Linked DNA regions of Homo sapiens: all the other regions are linked to region 1. Evidence: chromatin loops called from intact Hi-C (ENCODE). Cell type or tissue: heart right ventricle. All regions are shown on one strand.

Region 1 (5,000 bases):
CAGTGGGCATTTTTGTTCTGCATTCAGTAGTGGCAGCACTAAGCGAACACTGAGCATACTAGAACAGGATGTACACATATTTTAATAATTTCATTTACAAAATACCATATGTACTTTCAACCTAACATAGAAAATATAGAAAACAAGAAAGAATTTAATTTCTCTGAACCTGTGTTCTTATTTCATAGGTTTGTTAGAGGATAAAATGAGAGAATGCAAGGAAAGCCAGTAGAATAGAACCTAGCATGTAATGAGTGTTCTACAAATGTTAACTATACAAAGCCACATAACTAAATCATAACAGCAATTAAACTTTTGGTGCATTTCTGTCCAAACTTCTTTCTATGCAATGTTAATTGTGTTTAATCATAAAAACATGGGATGTAGAATTTTTAAGCTTTATACTGAAGTATACAGAATAGTGCACAAATTAAGTGTATAGCTCCATAAATTTTCATAGATTGAACACATCTTGGTAAGCAGCACTCAAGAAATCTCATGATGCTGCTGCCTTACAGTCACTAATTCTCACCCTTGCTAGGATAATTGTTTCCTTTTCTTCCAACAGCATAGTTTGGCTTGTTTTTGTATGTTATATAAATGGAATCAATCATACTTGTTATGCTTACTATTTTGAACCTTGATCTTTCTCTATTATTATTACTATTATTAATATTCCCTCTCTAATAAGGGACTATTAATGTCCCTTAATACTACCCATGCACAGACATTTTACTAAAAATTTTACAAGCATTTTCTTATTTTTACAGCAAATCTATGAGATAAACATTAGCTATTATTCTCAATTTGGAGATGAGGGAAACAAAGCTTAGAGGAAAGAATTAATTTGTCCAAGATTTCATTACTCAAGAACTCTGGGGCTAGAAATTAACTACATCTATTTACTCCAGAGTCCATCCCTGTAATGCAGTCCTTTACCACTCTTCATGAGCAGTAGTGTATCCCAAGGCAGCGTAGCTTAATGATCAGGTTAACAACTTGGGCCCTGGAGTACTATTTCCAGTTTAAACCTCACTTTGCTACTTATCAGCTATATTACCAGGGGCAAGTTGCCTACTTTTCTTTTTTCTGCTTTCCAGTTGTGGAATGAGGATAATAATAATACCAACTTCATAGGATTGTTTTAAGAATTAAATGTGAATACTTATAAAGTACATTGAACAGGACCTGGTAGACAGTGCCATGTAAGTGTTCGTTCAACAAAAAGTTATCACGTGTTCTTCAGAAGTACCTTTTATTTATTTATTTTGAGATGGAGTTTTGCTCTTGTTGCCCAGGCTGGAGTGCAATGGCATGATTTCAGCTCACTGCAACCTCTGCCTCCCAGATTCAAGCGATTGTCCTGCCTCAGCCTCCCAAGTAGCTGGGATTACAGGCATGCGCCACCAGGCCTGGCTAATTTTTGTATTTTTAGTAGAGATGGGGTTTCACCATGTTGATCAGGCTGGTCTCCTGACCTCAGGTGATCCACCTGCCTTGGTCTCCCAAAGGGCTGGGATTACAGGTGTGAGCCACTGTGTCCGGCCCAGAAATACCTTTTAAAAGGCTGCATACTATTCACAATAGCCTGGATATAGAATCAACCTACGTGTCCAACCACAGGTGAATGGATAAAGAAAATGTGGTTTATATACACAATTGAATACTATTTAACCATTAAAAAGAATTCTGTCATTTGTGATGGCAAGGATGAATCTGGAGATCACATTAAATGAAATAAGCCAGGCACAGAAAGACAAGTACCACATGATCTCACCCACACGTGAAATTTTAACAACTACAACAACAAAAAGTTGGTACATAGAAGCAGAGAGGAGAACAGTGGTTACCAGAGACTAGGTAGGGAAAGGGGAAAAGGGAAGGATGGTGAGAGGTTGTTAAATGGGTACAAAATTACAATTAGATAGGCAGAATAAATTCTGGTGTTCTACTGCGCAGTAGGGTGACTACGGTTAACAGTAAAATATTATGTATTACAAAATAGCTAGAAGAGAGGATCTTTTAATGTTCTCACCACAAAGAAATGATAAATGCACAATGTGATACAGATGCTAACTACCCTGATTGGATCATTATATAACATAGACTTCTATGGGAACATCAAATTGTACTCCTTAAATATGTACCATTACAATGTGTCAATTAAAAATACATAAAAGGTTTGAAAAAATAAAAAGATTGCATAATATACCACTGAGTGGATATAACATAATTTTCCTAACTATTCTGGAATCATTGTTTTAGTTTTTTCAATGTTATAACTCTTTAATCAACGATCATTGTTTTAGTTTTTTCAATGTTATAACTCTTTAATGAACGTTGTCTAATGAACATTATGTGCATGTTTTTACCATGCATTTATATGATTTTATCAGCTACAGCCTGTACCTTTTGGAAGTTCATCGAAGCCATTAAGTTGCTTGGCTCTTACTTCAGAGGAGCCTGGCTAACTGTCACTTCACTGCTGAATGGAAAGGGAATGTATTTCCTAAAGTCCTCATTTCATACCCTGCTCAAGGCAACAAAGGTGGCCCATGAGACAGTATAACTAAGTATGTTAAGCTGATATGTTTCAGGCCGGTACACCTACTGCCAGAAACTAGAAACACAGGAGAGGCAACTTCATTATTGGTGTTAAACTTCTCTGTGTTTCATAAGAGCCTGTTGCATATGAGCACAGAACATTTTCTGAAGCTTAATGATCATCTAAGGTTAATGCTCGCCTTCAGCAGTCTCATGATTAACATTTCCAAGCAGGTCATTAATCTCTAGGAAAAGCTTATTATTTTGATTGCTGTTTACTTAATTGAGGTTGTGAATAATTAGTAAAGAATGATTACATGAATTTTAACAAAGGAAAGACTGTTTTTCTAATATGCACAGCAGCACCTCCTAGTGTGCACAGTTGGTAATTGGCAAAAATTAGTCATTTAGATCGCAGAAATGCAAGATTTTTATAGATTTGTCACAGGTTTTGATTAGCACAAGAAACTGTCTTCTTGTTAAAAAAGGAAAAATAATTTTCACAATGTGAAAAAGCCCAGATAGCTCTAAAGTAGATGACTTTCTTTAGAAAAAAATAAATTCTCATTTTACAGTAACATTGTACAATATGACATTGAAACACTGAAAATGTTTGTTTATTAAGAAAATCTTTTCTGTTTTTGCAGGTCAGAAAGGGTTCTTTGTTTGAAATCATCTCCTTTCCAGCAAAGACTGCTTTAACTAGCATAATATATGCTTCATATGCAGCACTAATTTATTTGGTAAGTTAAGAAAATTATTAGAATCTAGAAATAAATCTACTTATTTTGTGTAATGTTAATAATACTGTGCAATAGTATACTGTACAATATTTAATGTTACCATTCACAGTCTCGTTACACAAAACAATTTTATATTAAAAATTTCCTTTTCTGATGAGCCAGGTCAATCCACCAAAACCCAGTTTGCTTAAATAACTAAAATTTTATTTTCATAAAGTTTATTACCACTTGAATATTTTTGGTCAAGAATTTTTAGTTTTACTGTTATTTAGCTACAGTTGTTTTTTTCAGCCATTGTACCATGGTTGGCTAAAGTTCAGTATTCTAACATTTGGGGTTTCTCACTTTGGGGAACGCAGGTATTAGTGTATTTTGGATTACAAGTGCTGTGCATGAGAAAAATATAAAAGATTTTTTAATTATAAGGGTTTTATTTTCTATTAATAGCCACTTAAAAAAACTGTAACACACAAAAAGGAAAGTGTACAGCTTAATGAATTATCACAAAATCTATTAAGCTCTATACTACCCAGGTCAAGAAACAAAACATTACCATAATTCCAGAAGCCTCTTTCTTGCCCCTCACAATCACTACCCTTTCCTATACAGGATATCACTATTTTGACTTGTAATACTACTGATAGTTTGACTGCTTGAATTCTATATAAATAAAGTCATATAGTATGTATTCTTTTGTGTTTGTCTTTTGCCCAACACTGTTTTAAGATCATTCACTGCCTGTAGCAGTAGTTTGTTCATTTTCACTGCTGTGTAGTATTCAACTGATTGACTGTATCAACATTTATTTATCCATTCTACTGCTGATGGACATTTGGATTATTTCATTTTGGCTACTATGAATAAGGTTGCTATAAATATTCCTGTACATATCTTTTGGTGAAACTGCTAGGCCATAAGGTATGCATGTGCTGATACCTAGTAGATATTGCCAAAGAGTTTTCTAAAATGGTTTTTTAACAATTAACACAAATCTCAGTTTTAAGTCCAAGTTGCTCCACATCATTACTGACAGTATTGTCAATCTTTTCCATTTTAGCCATTTTTGTGGGCATGTAGTATAATCACATTGTGGTTTTAATTTGCATCACATTGTGGTTTTAATTTGCATCTCCTTGGCTATTAATGAGATTGAGTACCTCTGCATATATTAGTTGGACATTTGGATATCCTCTTTGTTAATTTCTGTTAAAATCTCTTCTTGCTTTTCTATTGAGAGATGTCTTTCTTAAAACAATTTTTGATTTTTACTTTAAAAAACATATTCTAGGAGCCTGTCCTTTTTTGATTATATATGGACAAATTTCTTCTCTTACTCCGTGACTTGCCTTTTCATTCTTTTAATAATGTCTTTTAAGGAAGAAATTCTTAGCCAGGCATGGTGGTGTGTGCCTATAATCCCTGCTACTCAGGAGGCTGACGGGGGAGGCTGAAGCAGGAGGATACCTTGAGCCCAGGAGTTTGAGACCAGCTTGGGCAAAATAGTGAGATCCAGTCTTAAAATAAATAAAAGCATATCATAATTTTAATGTCATCCAATTTATTAATCTTTTCCTTTATCTTACGTGCTTTCTGTGTCAAAGAGAATCTTGACTTACACCTAAGGTCATGAAAATATTCTCCTGTTGTATTCTAGAAGCTTTGTTAGTTTACCTTTCACGTTTAGATTTATAATCCATCTGGAACTAATATGAG
Region 2 (5,000 bases), 180 kb before region 1:
AAAAACTATTTATTAACTTCAAAGACTTTGACTCTGAAGTTAGACCTGAATATGCCAGCCTTTTTCCCACTGGAGAAGCTCAAAATCTTCCCAACCATTCCCCTAGATGCCAGATGAAGTATTCCTGAACACATATCATTACTTAAAACTTGGGTTAGAAACATTCTGTTATTGAGATTTATATATTGTCATTTATGTATGCTCTTATAGAGATATAATTAAAATATTACAGAGACACATTGTTCTAATACACACAAGATACTGGTGAGTTACTAGATCATAAGGGCTATCACATATTATGCTTACCATGTGCTAAGCACTGTTTTAAGTGAGTTTTACACATACTAATTTACTTGGGCCTATCAACAAATATAACAAAGACCAGAGCTAATAAACAAAAAAAAGGATGGGCAGATGGATGGATGGATGAATGGATGGATGGGTAGGTAAGTAGCGGGTAATAATAGACTAGATCGATAGATAAAAATTAAAAGTTGAGGTCAGGAGCACTGGCTCATGCCTGTAATCCCAGCACTTTGGGAGGCCGAGGCCGGTGGATCACTTGAGGTGAGGAGTTCAAGACCAGCCTGGCCAACATGGTGAAACCCCATCTCCACTAGAAATGCAGAAATTAGCTGGGCATGGTGGCACATGCCTGTAGTCCCAGCTACCCAGGAGGCTGAGGCAAGAGAATCGCTTGAACCCGGGAGGCAGAGGTTGCAGTGAGCCAAAATGAAGCTACTGCACTCTAGCCTGAATGACAGAGCGAGACTCCAACTCAAAATAAAATAAAAGCTGAGTCTATTGACTTGCTAGCCACAGGAATACAGGATAGGGAGAAATTTACTGAATTAAGTAGTAGCTCACTGAGAGGGAAAATTCAGAGTTGTTAAAGGGCTTGCCAGGGTAGGTTCATGTGGTTATTGCTAATTAAGTGTTGAAATCCAGTACTTTGCAAAGAACGGAATGAATCTAAGGTTGTAAATAGAGTTGGTTAAAAGAAGCCCCATTGCTCGCTGTTGGGAAAAAGTCTTCAGTTAGGACCAGTAAGAGCCTAGCGTCCCACAGTCATTCCAAGTTCACAGTTCTTTATTCAGCTTCTGCTGGTTTGGAGCCAACCTTGAGACACACAATAGTCAGTTATGATCCATCCTTGAGAAATGCTCCTGTAAGGAGAAAATGTTCTTTTACATTCCTCACAACAACTTTTTAAGGGGGTGCAATTATTATCATCCTCATTTTCCAGAGCTGGAGACTAAGGCACTGAAATACTATGTGATTTGCCCAAGGTCAAGCTAGAATTCAATCCTGGGAAGTCAGAGCTCACACTCTTAACCCCTCTTCTCAGCCAGCAAGCACAGATTCAAAACCAATTGTTGATATGTATGTTGCCTATTTAAAATAATTCATTATTAAAATTATACTTATAAAGTTGTTTTTAATTTCAACTAAATTAAATGAACAAAGAGTACTGTGTATGATTAGTATTATGGCTACACACCAGTTTTAACTTGAGATCCGACTTTAACCTTTGCAAACTGCTGTGAAATGTTGGATATTTTATGAAAAAAATAGGAATATTTGCCTCTTTTTTTTTTACATCTGTTGTCGTAGGAACCAAGTCTGTCTCTACAATCATACACATTATACCAAAGCCATCCTGAAGGAGTGAGTCTTTTAACAGTCCCCCTGTTAAAGACTTTCTCATTCTCATTACCCCCACTCACCCTAGTCTTACCTTCTACATCACTTTAAAACTTTTCTAATTAGAAATTAGAGGAATATTTTCTAATCGAAAATGAACTGCACTTCTTTGCCCATCTGTCTCTCTCCTTGTATCTGCAAACCATTTAAAGGTCATCACCTTGAGCTCTTTCAAGGGTAAATCATCTCCCAGAGTTTGAGAGGCACAGAGATGTACTGCAAAATCCATGACCATCATCTTCTTACCTTTTGGAAAGATTTAGTTTTGAGAAATAGAGGATATCGGATCAATTTGATAATTAAGAAAGTCGACTGAGCTGTGTAATGCAGTTTTTTGTTCCAAACAAGTAGGACCCAAAGTAATGTAATATGATTTTCATGTCACCAGTATAAACTAATACAAAGGCAATTTTAAAAGAGAAGTCCCCAAATTGTCTTGATCAGTGGTGGTTATATTGGCATAAAAGTACTGCCTCTGAAGATGACTCCTTTAGTGGTGATAATTTTTTGGATATGTTTTATTAGGTTTGTGGAAAAGCTCAGTATGACCACAGCATAAGCTATACCTCATATGTACCTCAAATTCGAACATATAGACAACTGCATGGCTTCCCTTGTTGACCATTCTAAGGGTTTGAAGGTAATACAGGTGGCAGAATAAGATTTTATTAGAAGAAAGAGTTCCATGGCTAAGAAAATGTTCAGCACAGGGCTAGTGTATCCTTGAGACTTTTCACAACACAAAGATTCTAAGATTCAATATTCCAAAAGATCTGTGGCAAACTGAATAATTTTCAGAAGTGAGTTTCCACTGAATTAGCCACATTCTTTCTCCTAATTCCTCTTGTAAATGATAGCAATCATTTACAGGCTAATATTAAGCATCTTATCACTGAGAACTCTATAATAAGTCTTCATTATGATGACACTGATATATTTGGAATAATTAGTAAAAGACTAAAAATTATGTCCAGTATAGTTTTTGCTTTAAAGCATATTTTAAATGGGATTGTTTTTGGAGAAAGGGAATCTCTGAAAGCGATTTAACTTAATATTTACCCATTTACACTTCACTGGGAAGATCATTGGTTCATCACATGCACTGTTCTTCACTGCCACTAGGTGGTGCTCCAGCCATAATGTCTCTTCCTGAGCCTCCAGAATCTGTTCACTACATACTGCCCTAGGGTAGGTCCCACTGAACATGGCTGGTCTTGCAAAAATCACATCCAGTGTGAGGTATGTTTCTAAGCTCCCTAAAGTTTACACATAACCCCAGACTGAGGATGACAGTAAAAAAGCCCGCTATTCAGGAAAGCAGAACTCGACCCACAGTGGAAAGAAAACAACTAAGGCAGGTGGGGTAGTAGAGACAAGCCCAGGCTTTTCCCCCTGATGGTGTCTTTAGTAGTAACCTAACCATCTACTGCAGTGGCTGGCCCAGTGACGCTGAAAGGTGAGGCTATGCAAACATCTTCCATGGCCTTCCAACTACCACAGCTTGGCCAACACGAGCACCAGGAAAAAAAGATCTGGGAGACGGACCAATTATGGGGACCTTAGGTCTGTGCCGCCCATCTGTGCCTGGTACCCATGCTTCATATCTATCCAGATTTTATTTGCTTTGGGCTAGCAGCTCACCATATGCCAGCACAGGCGACTTGCCCCAGGAGGGCAGACCTTTCCCTGGACTGTGAACAAAATTTATCTCCCCATTTCCTGAGTTCTTTCAGTTACATTCTGTACCTTACTAGTCAGTTTTGAGTCAGTTTCCAAAAGAAATGCATAGAGGTACAAGCTTCAAAGAAAGACAATCTCCATACGTGGTTCAGTGTACAAACACGGGCAGTGTGTGTGCATAGTCACAAACGCTAAGTGGCACAGAAAAAGAAGCAATCTGCATGAGTCAGGGTATTAAAAAGGCTTCACAGAAGATGTGGCACTTAAAAACAGGACTGCAATGTTGGGAGATGGAAAAGATCTTGGAGAACATCTGGTCTGAGGCTCTGAAATAGTTCATCTGAGTCTTTTTTTTGAGATGGAGTCTCTCTCTGTTGCCCAGGCTGGAGTGAAGTGGTGCAATCTCGGCTCACTGCAACCTCTACCTCCCGAGTTCAAGAGATTCTCCTGCCTCAGCCTCCTGAGTAGCTGGGACTACAGGTGCCCGCCACCACACCTGGCTAATTTTTGTATTTTTAGTAGAGACTAGGTTTTGCCAAGTTGGCCAGGCTGGTCTCGAACTCCTGACCTCAGGTCAGCCGCCCTCCATGGCCTCCCAAAGTGCCGGGATTACAGGCATGAACCACCAGGCCTGGCTGTTCATCTGAGTCTTAAAGGCTCATGAAGGTACCTCAAGAGCCATCCTTGAGGCCAACCAAGGAGGCTTCCAGGTCCCACCCACATTTTAATAGCAACAGTTTTATCTGTTTATTTATGGGGGTTCAGTGTAAGTTCTGTTTGAACAAAGAATTCTACTCCTTTTTTTAAAGTTGGAACCATTGATCTAGTCCAAGCTGCTCATTTTACAGATAAGATCACTGAAGCACATTGAGAACTTTCCCAATCTCACACATGGCTTGAATTGAAAAGGTAGGGAACATTTTGGATATGTAGAAGAAGGGTGATATGGTTTGGCTTTCTGTCCCCATCCAAATCTCATCTTGAATTATAATCCCTAAGTGTTGAGGGAGGAACCAGTGGGAGGTGATTGGATCATGGGCGTGGTTTCCCCCATGCTGTTCTTGTGATAGTGAGAGAGTTCTTATGAGATCTGATGGTTTAAAAATGTAGCACGTCCCCTTCCCTTGCTGTCTCTCTCTCTCCTCCCACCATGTAAGACACGCCTTGCTTCCCCCTTTGCCTTTCACCATGATTGTAAGTTTCCTGCAGCCTCTCCAGCCATGCTCAACTGTGAATCAATTAAACCTCTTTTTTTTTAATAAATTACCCAGTCTCAGGTATTCTTTATAGCAGTGTGAAAATGGACTAATACAAAGGGAGACCAGGGTGTCTGCAGGGAACAAGAAAGAACCACATCTCCATCTGACCCACAGGTTAGAAAAGCATGTTTGTCAAACTATATGAACCTAAAGGCAGTTTATATTTGCTGACCAAGTTCTATTCAGAGATATATATCCTCTTGCCAGAGACACAGACATGCAAACCATATTTACTACTTACTAAACCCCAAACCCATACTCATCAAACTTGAAAGGTAATAGAATACTAATTTCCATTGTCCAGATGACTCTTCTCCATCTTTTAACAAAGTTATTTCCTACTGTTTCTCAGAATGG
Region 3 (5,000 bases), 120 kb before region 1:
AACAATTAAAAAAACATGCTGACCGTAGCATCCACCATAGAATAGAATGGTTAGGAAAAGCCTCGAGGGAGTCAGCATTCTGCACTTTTATTCCATTTTATCTTTTTTTTCTTTCCTTTCTTCTTCTTCTTTTTTTTTTTTTTTTTTTTTTTTGTAGAGACAGGTCTCACTATGTTGCCCAGGCTGGTCTTGAACTCCTGAGCTCAAATGATCCTCCTACTTTGGCCTCCCAAAGTGCTGGGATAACAGATGTGAGCCATCACACCCGGCCTATTATTCCATTTTAAAAAGAAGGGCCGGCGCAGTGGCTCACACCTGTAATCCCAGCACTTGGGGAGGCCGAGGTGGGCGGATCACGAGGTCAAGAAATCAAGTCCATCCTGGCGGACATGGTGAAACCTCATCTCTACTAAAAATAAAAAAAAATTAGCCAGGTGTGGTGGCGGGCGCCTGTAGTCCCAGCTACTGGGGAGGCTGAGGCAGGAAAATCACTAAAACCTGGGAGGCGAAGGTTGCAGTGAGCGGAGATCATGCCACTGCACTGCAGCCTGGGCAATAGAGCAATACTCCATCTCAAAAAAATAAAAATAAAAATAAAATAAAATAAAAATAAATAAATAAAATAAAAAAGTAAAAATAAAAAGAATCCAAGCCTTCATACTCAGAAGTGAATCTATTTTTTTTTAATTCTTCAGAAAAGGTGATTCTATAATTGCCCTTAAAAATTAATTCCAGGACTATCTGGTAAATCTTTCCGTTAGCTAAACTAGATCCTTGCCATTTTTTTTTCTTGACATTAGTCTTCAGGTTGGTTGGTTGGTTTGTTGTTTTGTTTTTATTATGATAAAATAAACATAACATGAAATTTACCATTTTAACCTTTTTTTTTTTTTTTTTTTTTTTTTGAGATGGAGTCTCACTCTGTCGTCCAGGCTGGAATGCAGTGGTGCGATCTTGGCTCACTGCAAGCTCCTCCTCCTGGGTTCACGCCATTCTCCTGCCTCAGCCTCCTGAGGAGCTGGGAGCACAGGCGCCCACCACCACGCCCGGCTAATTTTTTTTGTATTTTTTGTAAAGACGGGGTTTCACCGTGTTAGCCAGGATGGTCTCGATCTCCTGACCTTGTGATCCACCTGCCTCGGCCTTCCAAAGTGCTGGGATTACAGGCATGAGCCGCCACATCCGGCCCATTTTAACCACTTTTAAGTATATGATTCATTGGCATGAAGTACATTCACACTGCTGTGCAGTCATCACCACCACCATCTCCAGAACATGTTTCTTCTTCCCAAACTGAAACTCTGTACCCAATAAACACTAACTCCCTGTTTCCCCCTTTCCCCAGCCCCTGGCAACCACCCAATTTGGCTGGGGGTTTTTTCAATACTTCCCTAGAAATCTGGTTTTTCATGTAATTCTCGTTCTTATCCCTCCTTACATTCTTACATTCTTTTGTAGCTATGGAACCAAGAACACTGTGTATGGTGAATATTTAACATAATAACATTACCTGTCTTCTGTGATCTTCCCAATGCACAGATTCCAGTATCTGGCTTAACTTTTTGATTATTCATTTTGACTCATTTTTCCCTAACACACTTTTGCCAATTTTTAAAAATCCTATCATTATTACTGCTTTCCTCTGTAATATTTTCTAATTAGCAAGGTAAAACTTAATATTAGCAGCTTCAATTACTTGAGTGAGAGGATGACTGAAAATCAAATTTTCCTATTACTCCAAATCTGGTCAATTTGTAAATTTAATATACAGATTTGCCAACAATGAAATAATAAACAATAAGCTTTATTTCCAAAAAGAACAAATGCTTTCATTTTTATTAGGCAAAAATACTAAGTCTTTTTTTGAGACGGAGTCTCACTCGGTCACCCAAGCTTGAGTGTGGTGGCGCCATCTTGGCTCACTGCAACCTCTGCCTCACAGGTTCAAGCGATTCTCCTGCCTCTGCCTCCCGTGTAGCTGGGATTACAGGCACACGTCACCATGCCCAGCTAATTTTTGTATTTTTAGTAGAGACGGGGTTTCACCATGTTGGTCAGGCTGTTTTTGAACTGACTTCAGGTGATCTGCTCACCTCAGCCTTCCAAAGTGCTCAGATTACAGGCATGAGCTACGGCACCTGGCCGTAAGTCAGTCTTTAACACTGACAGAAACAACTGCAACTGGCTCCAAAATACTCTACAGAAAGCTGCAAGCCCAGAATTAATTTAATCAACACAAATACATTTGCTTCTTTTTGAACTTCTAAAATCTTTCACTAGAGGGCTCATGACTTGTTTAAAACTTATTTCAATACCCAGTGTAAGAAACCTTTCCATTCTAAAAATTAAAGCAGTGAATCTGAAGAGAGGTCTGGCTTGAAATGTGTGTTTGCTTTTTATGTTTATTAGGGTGCCTGACCAGGTTCTCTAATCAAGGTCTCAGGCTCCTGAACTGAGCTCCACGGGGCCGAATCTAGTTGTGCTTGTGGTGGGAGCCATCTGGTGGCCAAAGGCTGAAGACTACTCACAGAGGGCTTCCCTGCCAGCATCCCAAGCAAGGCTCCAGGCCTGTAGAAAAAATTTTGCTATTTCTTCAAGTGCCTCCAGCTAGAAGAACCCTGCTGGATCTGTTCCAACCTAGAGCTGTCACAGATGTTTGGTTCCTGGTCAAAGATAGTCCTTGGTCAGTGAATTTGGAAATGAATCCTACAGTCCACTGGGTATTCTAAACATCTCAAGAAAAGTTTTCAGAGAAGTCAGTTTGAGGAGTTTCTGACTTTAGCAGAAGTCAGAAGGAGGCCTTTACAAATCCCACATCCTCTGGGCAGAAGGAAGACCAAAAAAGTCTCAGAATATTGAAAGTCCTTAAAAGTGCCCCAATCAGAAGTCACAGACATCAAAGCAGTTGCGCAACCCTCCTCTTCTTGTGGAAGAGACAGCGCTCCAAGTAACAATCTGCCCCGATCTCTAGAATTACGGTAGCCATGGGTACCACAAGACACCTCCATTTCTAGTTGCCTACAGTGATCCCCATGCTGTAGGTGCTGGCTGGGACATGTGAACTTGTGCCGGCGTCGGAGACCCATAAAAGGCACCCAATCACTGCACTTCCACTTGAACTGAATGAAAATTCATTGTTGTTCCAGCACCACCTCTAATTGCTTAGTACATTCCGTGATGTCAACTAATAAATCTTAAATGAAAATAGATTCCACAGAGTGCAATTTAACAAAATGGGTGGCAAGGAAAGAAAGAATTCTGAGATACTATCAACATTTGTATTGCTAACCTGGGCAGCAGGAGTCTGTGTACAGGTATTCTAAAAATGACAAGAAAGTCTCTTTGGAAACACCATAAACGGGAATCAGGACACTCTTTGCTTCCATGTAATTACCATTAAACATGGCTGCCATCACTTCACAACGGGCCACCAGGATGGCCCTGTGGGCTGGCACTGTCGTACCTGAAAGGTTCAAAAGGGAAACAAGAAACAAGTGAGATAAACCTGCAGGGTTATTCCAGCAATTTTCCTTCTAATTAGACTACCACATTAGGGACAGCTAGGCTGATATGCAGAATCTGAATTTGGGAGTGATAACTACCATTAATCCAGAAACTTCTTAATTTTAAAGGGAGCAATAAAGAAAGTTCAGATGTTGACCTTGAAACCAACAATTTGCAAGTCAAGACAACAATTTGTTACTTAGTTTGTATTTCCAGAAATAGAAACACTGAAATGAAGTATTTTGCTTCATATTTTTATAATGAAACATCAATCCTTTCCAATTGGCTTGAAATATTAATAATACTACCCGTGCCCATGTGCCTCCCAAGAAAACAACCCCATTACCCTTCTGGGCCTGACTCACAGAACCATCTTGGCCATGCTTCCCCTTATCTGAAACAGGAAACTGTAAGAAGTAAACCATAAGCTGTCCGTACACCACAGTAGGAATAGCAAGAGGATCTCTTGTGGAGCCAAGGAGAGCATTTCAGACTTAATGAAAATCTGGAAGAGGATGACCTTAATCCCTGCAGTCTCCCCAGCACACTACTTCCTCAGGCAACCATTCTGTCTCACCTGAACAATGCCTGCTGCTGGGAGAGCCAGTGCTACGTTGAATTTTGAGGGCTCTCTCAGCCCATACTGCTCACTGAACTCACCGAACTGAATTAACTCTCTAGGAAAAGCTTGCTAGGCTCTCTAGCTACTGCTGCACCACACAAAGGCAGCGCTGGATAGGGCCGTGAGTGGCCAGGGCTCTCTACTTCCACCACCTTAGAAAACCACGAATACACACTGCCAGCCTTCAGTTCAGCCTGGATCACTTCAACAGATTATTACCGAGAATCAGCATGTGCCAATCATTGCATTTGGAATTGAAGACACAAAGAGGAGGAAGACAAAGCTACCTCTGCTTTGGAGCAGTTTTTACTTTCGTAGAAGACACCACAGCCAGTGTGAGTGACAAAGCTGTCGCATTCCAGGAAGTAACTCTCCAACCAAACCAAGCCACTCAGCCCTGCCCAAGAGTTTACCCACACATCTCTAAAATCTCATACTCATCAGGGATATATAGTCTTCTCTAAAGCATTTACAATTATTGGGTTCTTCATCCCTTTTAAATCCAAGCACAACATCTCCTGTCTCAGGAAAGAAGAAAAGAGTTACATCTAAGCCCAGTGGCTTTTTCCAAAGCCAATAATCACTCAGGATCTATAGGCAACACCTGGCACTGCCAGCTCTGAGCCTACTGCTCGGCACTGCCATTTGCACAGCCACACCTACCTGAGGAGCAGGGAAGTAACTTGGGAAGCCCTCCCACCCAGTCAACACTCACCTCCTGGCAGGCACACTCCCCTCCTCGCCTCACTGGGACAGTGTCCCTCCACCGGGAAGGACCAGTTTCCATAATTAAAGCAAGCTGGCTGTATTTGTATACAGCAGTTAATAAAGAATACAAACAGGTCATGCCATTTGACTTGTAATTGTAAGGTTT
Region 4 (5,000 bases), 110 kb before region 1:
AGTCTGAACTTCTTGATTCTAGACTAGAACATTAAAAACATACAGTTGTATCAAATTTGCAAGAAAAATTAAGATATAAGCATACTTAATGCTGACAAGGATTTGTTTGTATGAAAACAAGCACTTTCATACACTGCCAATGGGAATGTAAATTAGTACAATGTTTCTGGACATATACAATTTCATAGCATTTATGATGTCTTACAGATGTTCCTATTCTTTGACAAGGAATCTATTCCAAGGACATAATGCTAATTTCAGAGTGAGATATTTACATTAAATCTTCAATGCAGCTGTTATTTCTAATAATGAAAATAAAGGAGATACCTAAATTTACACCTACAGTAAGAAAATAGGATATAGCCATATAATGACATTAAAAATGTTAACAAGGGGATTCTAATCCAGTGTAAAGTGCTTAAGACATAAGTTTAAAAATAAAAGACACACAATTGAGTAGACAGTATCTATTTTCCCAACCCCTTTTTCTAAGCAGAGGAAAACTGACTTGAGGGAAATTATGCCAAAATCAAACTGTGATTGTTATTAGGGCATAGGATTATGGGTGATTTTTATTTTTTATTTTTTGCATCTTTATATATTATCTGACTGTCCTACAATGAGCACTTACAACATTTTTCTAATCATCATGCCCATTTCATTTTCTAAAAAAAATGTTCATAATATGGAATATATCTTTCCTGACCTTTTTAATTCACTTATGAACAAAACAGACATTTTCTATAAGTGTGATCATTCTGTGCACACTTGGTTAAAACAATTGTATATGACTTTCATAATCAGAAAAAATTAAAGTTTCTTCATGAAATTCAACTATTTGCTATTCAAGGAGATGAAGTAGATTGGTGATTTGCTGAGTCATCTGCTTATTTCCTCACTCAGAATGCCTCTGGTTTTTCTACTTCTCCCTATACATTTTGGAAGAATTCCAAAGGTACATCAGAGAAATGGCCCTGGTAAGCTGAGCCTGCTTCCAGAGTGACCACAGTGAGGCAAATTCAAACACGCTCCATTTCATTCAGTGGGCTGGTGGTCACATATTTTAGCCATGAAAGGAACAAGAATTCACTCAACTTCTAACTCAAAATTTCTTCTTAGTTTTCTCACTGCTACCCTGCAAGTAGTGCAAGAAGAATCAAAGAGGGATGGCTATTAGTTACATAACTCTTAACACTAAAAAGAACCTCTTGTTATCTGTGTGGTTCGTCACCCTCTTCACTTCACAAATGAGACTTGAAGACAAGAAATGTCAGGTGACTTGCCCACAGACACACTGGTCAAGACGCAAAGCCAAGGCTGGAACTGGGGCCCATCCTGAGGAAATGACACTGCTGCTGCTGCCTACAGCTCCCCTCCCCAACTCTCAGGAGCTGGTGTGCCTTGCCTATAGCTGGCCTTAGAGAAGCTGCTCCCAGATCCTGCCTCCACCATTCCTGCTGTTCCTTGCTTCTGACTCCTAAGAAGACTTGGTTTTAGAGCTAGGGAAGCAATGAAGAGCACCACAGCAGTTGCTGCACATCATCAGCACAGACATCCAGCCAGCCCTTCCTGACCCCAGCCCTGCATAAAGGGTGAAAGGGGAGCAGGTGCCTACAGTAGGTAGAATCATGGAAGAAAAGCACGCCATTAGGAGGAGCAAGGATTCACCACATCACTGCTTATCTCTCTTTTTTAATATGACATATATTTTCATGTGCTACATATTCCCTTCGAAAATCTTTTCAGTGAGTTATGCTAACATAATGTTTGATACCAATGCCTCCTATGCAAATTATAAGCAAATTTGGTAGCTATTTTATAACACAGCAAAAGAGAAAAGGTGGGGATGGGAGACAACCCCTAATTCATTAATGTATGATGGGGCCAGGCATTCATATTCAATTTACTTGAAAAAGATTGCTCTCAAACTATGCTGCAAAATGAACATCGCTGGCAAAGAGATGGACCCTCTTTCATTTCACAAGTTTATTACAAGGCAAAGTCTTCTTCAAGCACATTTATGCTTCAGTGGTGGATTCCCAAGTTTAGGATGATTAATCTTACTACCAATAGCCATTTATTAAAGGCAAGTCACAGTTCTAGGGACTGTAGGAGACACAGCAATGTAACAACATAGATCCTTTATTAGTGGAAATTTTAAGTTTCCTCCTGCGACCAGGAATTATGCCTTCCTTCTCACAGTTAAACTTCTAAAGCACACACACAAAGAATGAGATTAGTCATTTAGAGAATAACCCAAAATTCCAGAGTCTTAGGGGATGACTGAGGGGTTTGGGAACATCCGAAACTCCAATCAAGAGGACCTAGGTTAAAAAAAAAGAGCAGACAAAGGTCTAAAACATACTCATGACCTAGGAAGTAAATACCTAATCGAGTATGCTGTACCTAATTTGTATCAAATACTGTGCAAATGTTAAGAGACTGGTCAGCCCTGGCCATGGAACCAGTAGCTAGAACATCCAGGAAGATCAGAGATGCTTGGTCTGGTTAATACAACACTATGTTATAGGACGGAAGACATCTACCAGAACTCACCAGGCCCTGGATCAAACACCACTAGACACTACTCTCATATGTTCACCATATAACCTTCAGATTACCAATTCTTTTTCTGGTTATGAAAAGCAGTGCCCTAGGTTGTTATAATGGTCACTGGAATGGTTTGCCCCCACCTTATCTCCATCTTGCAGAGTCTGCTCAGTGTGAGTCCAATCAACCCTAAATCACAGGTGACCCCAGTGCCAGGAAGTCATCTGGAAGACAGCATTCAGCCATCTCCAGCGGCATCATTCTCCTTCTTTCAGAATGCAGAAACTGATTCGATCTCCATAAACTAGACTTTTTTTTTAAAAGCTAATTTTAGAAAGGTGGAAATATTTTTTAATTTACCAATCATATTTCTTCTTAACAATGGATGTAGTCTTTTCTGTTGAAATGAGAAGCTTCTTAGATGATTGTACAAAATTATCTATTCCTGTGTTTCTCTGGTATGGATAGAGCGTACCAAACACTTTTAGTAAATGTCTTCATCAACAGACAGTTTTCTCCTAGAAGCTAATGAGAGAATTCTGTAATCACCAGGAGCTTTATCCCTGACTAGGCGTGTCCTACCTATAATGAGTAATTTATGAAAGTTGTCTTTAGATAGACACTTTGGATCTTTATTTAGGCAACAAATAAATCAAGGTGTGATCATATAAGGGGCTTAGAGCCAGTTATAGGTCTCTCTAAAATGACGAAAGCATGATATAAAGTCTGTGTCCTCTTGTTAGCTTTTTTCCCAGTTGTTTTTCTGTATCTCAAGGTCACTCTTGCTGCCCTACTTTCAGCGTCCCAGGCTCACACTGCACACAGGGCTGGCCGTGGCTTGTCGGAAGGTACATTGGAAAGTTTCCATTTCCCTGTCTTGGCAGATGACCAAAGTTAAAAGTAATGTGCATCTTTCTGAGGAAATATTTTTAAAAGTAAATGACTATTGTTCGCTGCTACACAATTCTACTATTAAATTAGATTATATCTTCCTTTTAGTAATTGCCCATCTAAAGTTCTACTCAGATTTTCACTGGAAAACAGCTCCTTCGATCTTTCTTGCCTAACTGAAGGTATCTGACAATTCATTCTTTTTTAACTTTAAACAAATCTGTATTACATAAAGGTTGTCACATAATTGGGTATTCCTCTACTTTGTACACAATTATTCTTACTCTCCACAGAAAAGCTGCTTCTTAACTTCTCATCTGCTGTTAGCAAGCACTAAAATCCTGACTTTAACAGCATAGTAGTAAAAATGCCTCAGTGATTTAAGCTTAAAGCAGTACATGGGTACGTGGCTCTTTCACCCAGTATCAGGAATGTAAAAATGTTTTTTTTTTTCAAAAATACAAAATAAATTATTTGTAGGCATGGACAATGACAGCAGTAAACTGCTATTTATTGTCAGCTGAAATCAGTAACTGATGGTTGTAGTGATTTTTTAAAAACATCACCCAGCATTTTCTTCAGTCATTTTCTTCAAATGACTTCTCTGTAGTTACTGGTGAGAAATACTGCCTTGAGCTTCCTATCACCGTTCATTAATAAATGTCAAGCCCTATTCTAGGAATCAGAAATGCCACCTCCCATCCCACCTACCGCACCCATTCCAGGGTCCTTCTCTTCTTTAGGAATTTCTGTGACTTCTGCTGTAATTAATGGAGAAGCCACCCAAGCAGCATCTAATAAAGCAGTTCTCACATCCTTCGTTGGGCCAATGATTCCTCTTCCACCATATTCACAAAACCCCCAACCATAGCTCATAACCAACTTCTGAGGAACGCTGCACAATTGTTGTAACTACCAAAGATCCTTCAACACCTGCATTCTTAGCAGTGGTCACTGCCAGAATGTTGAATATTCTTTTAATAATTTCTATACCAATTTTTTATTTTTATTAGTTGGAGTTAATGAGTCCAAGGCTGGAATGAACTGAAGCAAGGCACAACCCCATCCCAGAATGATGTCTTCTTCAGTAGCAGCTCTTATAGCATTAAGGGCATCTGTAACTCTGTCTTTCTTTTCATTAGTTTTGACATCACTTGTTACACCAACCTTCAGCACAGCTACTCCATTTTAAAGTTTTGCCATTCATTCACTTTTCCCTTTTCATATTCACTAGCTGTGATATCTAACTGCTCAATGATTTCTTGAATACAATTTTCAATTCAAGACTTGTCACCATTTCCTTTAAAGAGCATAGCATCACCTTTGGTCCCAATGACCTCTCCAACTTTTCCTGTGTTATGAGGCCTACCCCCTTCTCCAAACACTGCACCACCAACAGCAAGAGCCATATCTTTAAGCTGGTTCTTTCTATTGTCAACAAACCTGGAGCTTTTACTGCTATAACCTGAGGACCAGCTTTTAGCCTATTCAAAAGGAAGGTTCATAGAGCTTCTCCATCAACATCTTCAGCAATGACAACCAAAGGTGTATACTGAGCA
Region 5 (5,000 bases), 55 kb before region 1:
GAAACCCTGCCTCTACTAAAAATACAAAAATTAGCCGGGCATGGTGGCGGGAGCCTGTAGTCCCAGCTACTTGGGAGGCTGAGGCAGGAGAATTGCTTGAACCCAGGAGGCGGAGGTTGCGTGAGCCGAGGTCACGCCACTGAACTGCAGCCCAGGTGACAGAGCGAGACTCCATCTCAAAAAAAAAACCTCTTTTACATTATAAAATACCACCCCCAGGGATGTATATAAATAAATACAAGTATTATTATCAAGCACCATTGATTGTGTATTATGCAGTTATGCATAATTTTTTGGAAGTTTTCCATTTGTAATCATACAGAAATACAGTATGTTAGAGTTAAGTGGTATAATACTTTGCTGGTATATCTTCTTTCCAACAAACTCTAATATATTAAAAAATAGATTTTGTTCAGTATTGCTATAATTTGGCTCATGTTTTAACTGTACTAAAAGCCTTCCCCATCTCCTGCACTCCCTTTGCTTGCTGTGTTGTTTACATGCATCTCTGCTATGGCCATCCATTGGGTACTATCCCAGCTGGCACGTTTTACAAATATGCTTAGAAATGTTCTCCTTTTTTATTCAGAAGCTATCACAGATCATTTCCCCTGACCTCATCTGCCCTCACACAATACATTTGGTCCTCATTTTTCTCAACTTGTTTATAACTTTTCACTTCTCACTCTATAATCCTGTCTACAGTTAAAAATGATTTTACAGTTAATAGTAATCAAAATTTTCTTAGAGATTTTTCCTTTTTTGAGAAAAGCCCTGCTAATGCCATTATATATTAGGTTGGCAGTTCTACCCCTCATGAATAGTCCTTTTGGCATTCTAATAGATCACCTAGCTGAAACATTTAACAATTTTGGCTTATCTTACAGACATTTTTTCACTTTCTGTTTTTTTCCTGCTGATTACTCTCTCCTGAGATTCCCTTGGACACATTCTTACTTATTCTGATCTTCATGTTCCTTTTTTTTTTTTTTTAATGCTCTCAGTAGAATCAGATATTCCTCTTTAGAGCTCCTTAAATATTTAAAATATTAAGCTGGGACCTCAGTAATATCTCTGATTGATATTCTCTCCTCTTTTACCTTCAAATTAAAACATATGCATTTGTGTAATCATTACCATCTTTCCAGCTATACTACTAGTTTCTTTCCCCTGGCTATATTTAGCCAGATCCAAACCCCCTGCCCAGTCAGTAACTGTCACAACTCCGACAAGGCCCATTCTGTTTCTGCTAATGAAGGAGTGTTTTCAATGTTCATCTTCAGCATGTTCTTGTGTTACCAGCTCCCTCCAGTTCTAGGACCTGGGTAGGACAAGGACACTCTCCATCTACATTAAAAGACACTTAGACCTTTCTCAGTGATGTGATAAGTACGGACAGCCAAGCAAAGATCCTTCTGGACTAATTTCAGTGGCAAGCAGAGCTTTTCAAACTTCTCCACTAAGTTAGAGATACCTGAAAAAAGCCTCCACTATTCCCATCCCTAAAATCTCATTCAGGCTGCAACGTAAATAGTGCAGTGCAAGCCCAGATTTCTTCAAAATCTTGCCAAGGTTTTTTGCCTTTAAGTCATAGTGTATCCTTATTGATTTAATATAAAAATAAGGATTAATTACCACCGGGTAAAATTAAGGGATGTGTCATGTTTAGACTGTGACTTTTCTTTTATATACTTTGGTTTACCACCATAGAAACTGACAAATCATAAGAAGAACCCATTAAATTCTAAAGAGCCAGAAAATCCTTTTCTTCGGTAAAATATGGCAACAAATGACATTTTGTTGAACAAGTTAGTGCACAGTTCTTTTTGTAGGTGAACAGAAACAAAAGAATAATCAGTCGTTACTAGAATGCTTGTCATATTGGCAAAAATCTGTTTTTACTGATTATTATGTCTAACTCTTCAGAATCATGGGAAAAGTCTACGAGTCTATCTATGAACAAAAAGAATGAGACACTCAGAAATGTGAAGCCCTGGTATAACATAAGAAGCAGTGACGTATAATGTAATACAAACAAAACAGACCAAAAAAAAAAAGCAGAGTTTACTTTGCTTCATTTTGTTTCAGCACAAGCATTGTAGTACTCATTAGCTTTAGCCTTGAAATGGAACAGTCTGTTACTAGGCCACCACCCACAAACAGGCACAAATTGTACACTATTAGTAACTCTCCATGCTAGACTCTAGAATTAGGAGACATTTTCAACCAGTGCATTTTATTAACTCACTATGATCTAATATAAATTCCTCAGTCCTTTTGCATTAACTATGATTACAACAACGTTTTGCTAATGATCCCCATCATAATCTCAAATATTTTTATTGCAGGAAGTGAATTGATCTAAATAGAGTCACTATTCTAAACAACTGAGCTAGAAATGTCATGGGGAGAGGCCAGCTGGGCTGCTCAGGCTGGCCTCAGGATGACATTGCCTCTTAAGTCACATTATCCAAGGCTCATTCTTCAGTTTTGCAAGTCCAGAAACTTTATTTTGTCAAGGTGCCCAGGGTTGATCACACTCAGGGGACTAGGTTTGTCTCAATCCAATGCACAAGAGGCCAATGTGTAAACTAGAATACTAATTTGCTCATTTGTAATGAGACTCTCGACTATTAAAGGGGTAGAAACTTATAATAGGTAGCAAACACTGTCTTCCCTTATAGGAAAGTCTACATGGGAAGCCCATTATTATCTTTTCAGTTCAACAGACATTTTTTAAGCACCTGGAGTACAGGTCATTTTGATCCCAAGGATGTTTTGTGTCTATAAACACTTTTATTAGAACTATACCAACACCGAGTTATCACAGAGAGATATCATTTCCAGAGCAAACTGCATTAAGCCAATTTATGCCTTGACCAATTTTCTAAAATTTTCTCTTCTGATTGGCAGGTTCAGCCATTTAGGAAAGATTGGTGACCTATCTGCATGATGGCATTAACTACAAGGATCATCGAAGAGCCACAGTCACAAAGCCAGTCTCTGAATATGGTTCAAAGAAATCTTATAACTCTCTGAACAGGTATGCAAATAATTGCATGTAATGTATATATGTTTTTTACTATTAGATTCTCATATCAAGTAGTGATGTAAAAACTTGGAATCTCCAGAGCTAGACCAATACTGCTCACTACCCAGTATCAGGGTATTACTAAAATGAATTCTTGAAAATTTTAGAGCCAGTTTAACCTAACTTGCCCCATTCCCTGATATCCTTATTACAGGCCCAGCTGTAACTTATCTTGGCCATCTAGGTTTACCCATCTAGGTTTACCCATGCTTTGCTTCCTGCGGAATCTTTCTAGTTCACCTTCTGGAATTCCAATCTGGGTAGAGAGGGAGAGTCAGTTAATTACTCTTTCATCCTCCTGAAGCACTTCTGTTCTTCTGAGATTCAAGGAAGACATTTACTATACTCCCGTCTGTCTCTCTCCAGTTGCTGTCATTTAGCAACCTCCCAGTCAACCACCTAACCTCATTCCGGAACCTCAACACACACATTGTTCATTAAATGCTCAGTATCTAGCCTCTGTCTTTCTCTCGACCCCAGATATGTCCATGTTCTCTATGATCTCAATGTCTTCATGAACTCCTCAACATCTCAGCCCCTTTTTCCATGATGACCTTCACCTCCCCTCCACTTTATACCTCCTTACCATGGGCAAATCCTAGATAATATCACTGCCTACAACAGCTCCACATCTAAAACAACACATTCAGTTATCCAACAACTTGGACAAGCAGCCTTCTACCCTGTTTCCATCATCCAGTTGTTCCCTGCTTGTGCTCTCCTGGGACCTCCTAACTCTTGATCCTCCTGCTTTCTCCCTCTCTGCTAGACCTCTTCTGTCTTCGTTTTCTTCCCTATCCAACTGAGATTTCATGCTGCATCTCTTGTCTGTTCTCATAGCCCCATTCTATTGCTTTTCAGTCTAAAACCCCAACCCTGGATCAACCTTAGTGTGTGATTTTTCGATTCCCATATCTGGGTTGTAAAATATTGCTGTAGAAAATCTCAAAATAGTGCATATTGATGGCACTATAAATTCATGGCCTCCAACTTCAATTGAGCATTTGGTATTGCCTGGCTCTCCAAAGTGGTTCCAGTCTTCTCACTTACCCCTGTCTCTAACTTGGATATCTCTTCCCTCAGTCTCATGTTTTCTGTCAGAGAAAACGGAGGCATCAGCTGGGGAACTTCCCTCAGCTTCCCACAATTAGCTAACAAATTTGCATGTAGCCACATCCGTTCTTTACTTTTTCCTCCAGTCAAAATTCAATAAGAATGCCTTATCTGATTTCAGGCTGATCCCTCTGATAGTGCCTTGTGTAGACCTTTTAACTTGCAGGGACTGTACTGCATCTACTTCCCCTTTCTTCTCCCCTGTCTTCAACTCTTATCTCTCTACTGCTCTTGCTGTTAGCATTTAAACATATGCAAGTCTCTAGCTATTATTCTTTCTTCCCCATACGGCTAGAAGCAACTTTTTTTAAAAGAAAAAAAAAGAGGGAAAGTATCTTTTAGTTCAGGTTTATTTAACTTTTTCACTTGTTAAGACTTGTATAATGGTCCATAACATACTTTCTAGTGTTTAAAGCTAACTGGTTTTAAATGCTACAAAATTGCTCACCTGGAAAATTATTTACCACTTACCATTCAAATATTTTATAAGTTCTTAGTTGCTCAGCATTGTTTTCTTCTTTAAACTTTTAAATTACAAAATATACAAAAGGCATAAAACATAAATGTATAGTTTAATGAATAACTATAAACCAAATACCTGCTTAACTGTCATTTAGATCAAGGAAATAACCCCATCCTATATGTCCCTTCTAAATCAATCTTCTCACCCTTCTAGAGACAACCACCATCCTGAATTTTATTATAATGATTCCTCACCTTTTCTTTTAACCCTTTGTTTGTCCCTCCAGGCCCGTTCTTCCTCTTCTCCATCCTGCTCCATCCACTGGGAAGCTAG

Evidence for each region. Peaks named below come from ENCODE experiments on the same cell type or tissue, not always from the same donor. Only the 100,000 strongest peaks of a DNase experiment are listed, where the experiment ranks them.
Region 2: a loop joins it to region 1, with 11 times the contacts of the local background. A loop is called at or near these places in 72 of 110 quality-filtered maps.
Region 3: it touches region 1 in a loop (3-fold over the local background); 58 of 110 quality-filtered maps call a loop at or near these places.
Region 4: a loop joins it to region 1, with 4 times the contacts of the local background. A loop is called at or near these places in 59 of 110 quality-filtered maps.
Region 5: it touches region 1 in a loop (2.8-fold over the local background); 24 of 110 quality-filtered maps call a loop at or near these places.

Annotation. Positions count from the first base shown.
Region 1 is chr5:95,662,240-95,667,239 of GRCh38, reverse strand. SPATA9 (spermatogenesis associated 9) reads left to right here. Exons shown (of 5, transcript NM_031952.4): 4 at 3,192-3,287. Among named protein-coding and RNA genes, the nearest start is that of RFESD, 18 kb to the right of the region's middle. In heart right ventricle, a CTCF peak has its summit at 2,918; no DNase peak of the experiment used is centred here; H3K4me3 peaks cover 489 bases; H3K27ac peaks cover 460 bases.
Region 2 is chr5:95,845,007-95,850,006 of GRCh38, reverse strand. All of the region lies in intron 1 of LOC124901029 (a long non-coding RNA gene), which reads left to right. It overlaps LOC102724720 (a long non-coding RNA gene), which reads right to left. Exons shown (of 3, transcript NR_157807.1): 3 at 150-1,166. Among named protein-coding and RNA genes, the nearest start is that of LINC01554, 4.7 kb to the left of the region's middle. RefSeq lists an enhancer at 2,894-2,943. In heart right ventricle, CTCF peaks have their summits at 2,625 and 2,825 (motif pointing right); a DNase peak (open chromatin) is centred at 2,846.
Region 3 is chr5:95,778,715-95,783,714 of GRCh38, reverse strand. RHOBTB3 (Rho related BTB domain containing 3) reads right to left here. Exons shown (of 12, transcript NM_014899.4): 9 at 3,290-3,463. Among named protein-coding and RNA genes, the nearest start is that of GLRX, 42 kb to the left of the region's middle. RefSeq lists an enhancer at 2,421-2,470. In heart right ventricle, no CTCF peak of the experiment used is centred here; a DNase peak (open chromatin) is centred at 2,504; H3K27ac peaks cover 3,235 bases.
Region 4 is chr5:95,769,829-95,774,828 of GRCh38, reverse strand. All of the region lies in intron 8 of RHOBTB3 (Rho related BTB domain containing 3), which reads right to left. It also overlaps the pseudogene HSPD1P11. Among named protein-coding and RNA genes, the nearest start is that of RHOBTB3, 41 kb to the right of the region's middle. In heart right ventricle, no CTCF peak of the experiment used is centred here; no DNase peak of the experiment used is centred here; H3K27ac peaks cover 2,148 bases.
Region 5 is chr5:95,717,687-95,722,686 of GRCh38, reverse strand. It overlaps a transcript of SPATA9 not described here and a transcript of RHOBTB3 not described here. Among named protein-coding and RNA genes, the nearest start is that of RHOBTB3, 11 kb to the left of the region's middle. In heart right ventricle, no CTCF peak of the experiment used is centred here; a DNase peak (open chromatin) is centred at 2,478; H3K27ac peaks cover 596 bases.